Regions from separate parts of the Homo sapiens genome. Here region 1 is linked to region 2. The links are chromatin loops, found by intact Hi-C in ENCODE. Cell type or tissue: heart right ventricle. All regions are shown on one strand.

What was found. Hi-C counts contacts between places; a loop is a spot of excess contacts. Peaks named below come from ENCODE experiments on the same cell type or tissue, not always from the same donor. Only the 100,000 strongest peaks of a DNase experiment are listed, where the experiment ranks them.
Region 1: a loop joins it to region 2, with 2.8 times the contacts of the local background. A loop is called at or near these places in 17 of 110 quality-filtered maps.

Annotation. Positions count from the first base shown.
Region 1 is chr6:81,743,639-81,746,138 of GRCh38, forward strand. TENT5A (terminal nucleotidyltransferase 5A) reads right to left here. Exons shown (of 3, transcript NM_017633.3): 3 at 2,092-2,500. Among named protein-coding and RNA genes, the nearest start is that of TENT5A, 7.8 kb to the right of the region's middle. In heart right ventricle, no CTCF peak of the experiment used is centred here; no DNase peak of the experiment used is centred here; H3K4me3 peaks cover 760 bases; H3K27ac peaks cover 1,443 bases.
Region 2 is chr6:81,464,556-81,467,055 of GRCh38, forward strand. All of the region lies in intron 4 of LOC105377871 (a long non-coding RNA gene), which reads right to left. Among named protein-coding and RNA genes, the nearest start is that of TENT5A, 290 kb to the right of the region's middle. In heart right ventricle, a CTCF peak has its summit at 1,517 (motif pointing left); no DNase peak of the experiment used is centred here.

The DNA.
Region 1 (2,500 bases), 280 kb after region 2:
ATTTAAGGAATACTGGTCCAGTATTTTACAGAATGCCCCACAATTTAGTTTTGGATGATGCTGTTCTCAAGATTTGGCAGGTTTTAGAGTGTTGAGGAAAAAACCACAGAGGTGAAGTGCCATTCTTATCACATCACAACAAGGGCACATACTATCATCATGACTTGTCACTACTTATGTTGGCCTTGATCAGCTGGCTGAGGTAGTGTTTGTTCGGTTTTTGCAATGGTACAGTACTCTTCTTTTTCCCTTTTCCAGATTGTAATCTTTGGACATAAGTCACTATGCACAGCCTACACTTAAGAGGTGGGTAGTTAACCTCCACCTCCTTGAAGGGCCAATATCTACATTGATTATTTGGAATCCTGCACAGTAAATTTCTTTCCCTCCATTTGTTCATTCAATCATTTATTTATATCAGTGTGAATGCATGGATACTTTACTCGTTGTGTTATAATCCATTACTATTTATTTTGTTGCTTAAATTGTTCCAGCTTTGGCTATTGGAGCTCTTTCAGTTAGCTCCTATGTCCCTTTGACATACCCCTGCCACCCTCATCATTATGATTTTTATCTTTTTTTTATGCTTTCTCAAGGCACCACAAGATGCTTCAGGCTTCTCTTATATATTTCCTGCTCCAGACATAGATTCAACTTCTAGTTCCTTTTATTGGAGAATGGCATTAGAAACCAAGATCTGAGTCATGCTAGGTAAAAGCCACTGTCATTTTAAAATCATTTCTCCTCCCTCGGTCCTACGTGATGTATTTGCTATTAGACTGAAGGATACTGTGTTCATATTGTTGATCTCAAACTTGGTCCTTTAAAGAAAATTAGAGTTTAATTTTGGAATTACTTGATTTTAACAAACCTTATTCTACTTTATATTTAAAAACTATGATATTAATTTATTTTTCTTTTTTGGTATATTTTGTTCTTTCTTTTTCTTACTAAAGGAATTAGAAGTTTAGGGAATGAGGTTACTAAGGAAAGGAAGGGTGGATTACTTCTCTCCAGGCTCAGCTAGGAGGGGCAGCCTAGTAATTCAACTAGAAATGGCAGGGTATATCTAAGCCTAGGAGAAGTTTAATATATACTGCTCTTATTCAACCATTGTTTAAAAATAATTATGTGGTGACCACAGACATATGAGGAACTGGCTGTAGAATGAAGAGGCTGCAACAAAGGAAGAAGAAAATGACACACAAATACCATTATCAAACCAAATAACCACCTTGTATTTTTATGATGCACTGTATACGGGAAGGAAGCTGGTTTTCAATGCCAAGAGTTGCTCTTTCACAGACTCGGTGTCAAGCATGCATTCTATTCAAGATCAAGACTTTAAGTGGTTTTTACAACCACATGTATATCCTATAGTAGCCTGGGCTTACCAAATTCTCATACTACTAGCATTGAGACCATCTCCAAAATTACACTAAGAAAAATTTTAATTAATACATAAATGTATGCCCCCTAGCAATTTGAATAGGTGAGGTTACATTAAATGCTAGACAAAAGGGTGATTTCCTTGCACCCAACACACACACACACACACACACACACACACACACACACAGAACATACTAGATCTTTTGATTGCTCTTCCTTCTCTATACTTCCTCTTTCAATTCCTGGCCACCAATTCCTCTCACCCCAACGTAAAAACTCTGAATAACACTATAGAGCCTCGAACAGAATCTATATAACCACTGATGAAATCACAGCCCTAAGGCTACTCAGGAAGACCAAGGCTCACGCAGAGCTACTAGAGCCCTACAGCCTACTAGAGCCATGAGTCTCTACTGATATCGGAAAACAGTTCTGACTTCTGGTCACTTAACACTGCTAAATTGATACCCAGACAAAAAAATTGTTGGCATCTATTAGCTAGATGCTTTTGGAGCTAACTGAGCCAGTCAGAGATGGGCTGACTGACAGCTGGATGTTTTCATTTATTGTGCTTCAATCAGAAAGTGGCTGAAGGCTACTCTTCTCTATGTACCGCTCTGCCTTTTCTAAAGGACGTGGGTTGGGATTCAAAGGACATGGTCTTTAGTCAATACAGACATTGTAGACAGCAAACACAAATCAATAGAAAAAAATAACTTTTTTATTTACAAAAAAATCCAAATATTGGATGCTGTAAACAAAATTCACAATCTGTTCCCTCTAGCACTGATTCAAACATGTCAGTTTTTTAGTCCATTTTCCATCAACTCCTTTTCTGCCTGTGACGCAGCCTATAGTCAAAATATTCCAAAAGAGTGACCCAAGGTGCAGCTTGCTGCAACAGAACACCTCAAAGCAGGCATGATTGTAGAGAGGTTGGAGGGAGAGACAGCCAGCAGGCAGAGCCTCCTCCGTTCTGCAAGGCTTTGCAGCAAGTCTCGTTAACTTGACATCTTCCAACTTTGTACTTTACCATTTGCTTTGTTAGAAAGCCATTATTTTAACAAAATATAACATAGAGATTCTTTCTTAGCACTGAAAATGCTAT
Region 2 (2,500 bases):
CTCTCTCTATATATATATATATATGTATACATATGTATATATAAAATACATATCACACACATATGTATATATAAAATCATGTATAATGATGAAGCTGTACTTATCCTAGAGATGCAGGTTGGTTTAGTATTTTTAAAAACATAATAAAATGATGTGATTCTCCATGAGATAGGGTCTAACAAGTCAAATTCCCTAACACCATGACAAATTACTTGTAATTTTTAAGTAAAAGCCTTCACTCCTCCCCTCCACTAATCCGTGTTAAAATCGCCTCAAAATCCTTCTCCTTATCCACTAAGGATTCATTCAATAAAATAGAACACATGTTCCCTAGGAAATTAAACTTATAGAGAATAAACTGACAACGTCCACTTTGAGTCTTAAATCCATGTGAAAGTTGTACGCAAAAATATGTGAATGGATGAGTTGTCAGCTGGCTCATTAGAAAACGGATCTTTCTAAAGACATTTGGAATGGAACGAAGGATTTATCCTCTCAAGAGTGTGCTACCAGGTGTGGTAAAGATCTATCCAAGGCAAAGAACAACTTTAATTAAGATAAATCCTTTCTAGAGCAGAAAACACTAGGGATCTCCCTGTTGGGATACCAAAAACTTCAACCAAACTTGTTTTTTTGTGTGTATTTGTCTGGAGAACTGCTTAGCTCAATCATACTCAGTCTTTTGACACCACCAAAGAATTTTAGTCTGATGCTTTTACTCTGATGCCCACAAGTACTCCATCCAATGCTGTGACAAACTAATACTCAATCCTGACTACGTATAAAAATTACCTGCTGAACTTTAAAAAAATATTTGATGTTTGGCACTATTTAGAAAAACTGAATTAAGTCTCTGAACATGGATTCAGGACATAGTCATTTTTATAAATAGTGGCCAGAGAATTCAAACCTGTAGCGAGGGTTGAATTTCACTGTAATAACCCACCAACTTGGCTCACCATTGCCTTGAACAAATTCGAGCACCTTAAGGTACTGACATTTTAATAATGATCAAAAATTTAAGCCAAGTTAATAGGATTTCAGGCACCAGTTATAGCCCAAAGAGAAAGAAGGGGAATAGAAGGAAGGGTAAAACATAATTTTGAAAAAAGTAGTAACTCCTGCCTATAAACATAGGCAAAATACATGGTCCTCTTCTTATCTATTTATAATGGTGATTCTCTCTTATTTTAGAGTTCTAGAACTGTAAAATCCATTTGGTCCAAACTCAATAAGTATATGACTTTCTATTCTATCTGAATTTTTCAGACAGACTGGGACTATGCTATGCTGACCAGAAAGTCTAAGACTACAGTTAGAGGGGTATATGTTTGTGACATACATTGTCCCAAATTTCCAAGAAAAAGTATCAAGTTGACAGCATAAGCATTTTAATCCTGTCAGGTATTTTCCCCTGTTCTGTCAAATCTAACCCAGATGCCCTACAACCTTCAATTTTCCACCCACAGACAATCATCTTTTTAGCTTGCCCTCTGGTGGCCACTATTTCCTTCCCAAAGCTACACTTTTTTTTCCCCTCCATTCAACTTCATTTCACTAGAGGATTTACCAATAAAATTCAAGATTTCCAGTTAAATTTGATTTTCAGATAAAGAACAAATAATTTTGGACATACTTTCATTTAAACATTATTTATTGCTTATCTGATATTCAAATTTAATATGGGCATCTTGTTTTGTTTTTGTTTTTGTTTTGTGTTGTGCTGCTGAATCTGGCAATCATATAGCAAATATATGCTGAAATGCAGTGAAACATTTGAAAAATTTGCTTGGCATTGGAACTATGGCAGTATTATCAGACCTCAAATTAAATTTACAATCAAACCAAGAAAAGAAGACTCCCAATTTTTAAATTTTTAATTATGAGGGAAAAATGGATAATCAAGCAATCTTGATGAAAATCTCTCTTAGCATTTAGAAGATCAATTAAAGAAAAAAATGGATTTGCAAACATTATTATCAATATGACTTTTTTATTCAATGTTCTTGTAAATTACTTTTTCGTTCAGTAAAAATTTTGTGGATTAAATGCAAAAGTTACAGGTTAATCAGTGATATTTACTTTTAAAGTTAAAATACAGGGAAAAGAAGACTATAAAAATGACATTTTATTTTACATCACCTTGTTGTCTACATGGACATAGAATTTTCAGAAGTTTTATCTGTAGTCATTTTGAGCCCACAGGTTTTAATTATTTTATTAAATAACTTACCTAATAATTAGGAGTTTAGGCCGTTAGCTTTTTTCAGTTTTACTATTTTTTTCTATAATTTCAGGTCTGTCTTTTAGTGAGAGATAGGAATTCCTAATAAGATGTTAAGTTACATGATGGTGTAAAGTTGTCATTCACTTCCTCCATCTCCAGCCCCCATAGTACTGGAAACCTCCTGCCTACCCAAGAAGTACTATAGTGGATTGCATAGAAGGTGTGGGACTTTTAAAAATGGTAAAGAGAAATTTCAACATTTCTTTATAATTA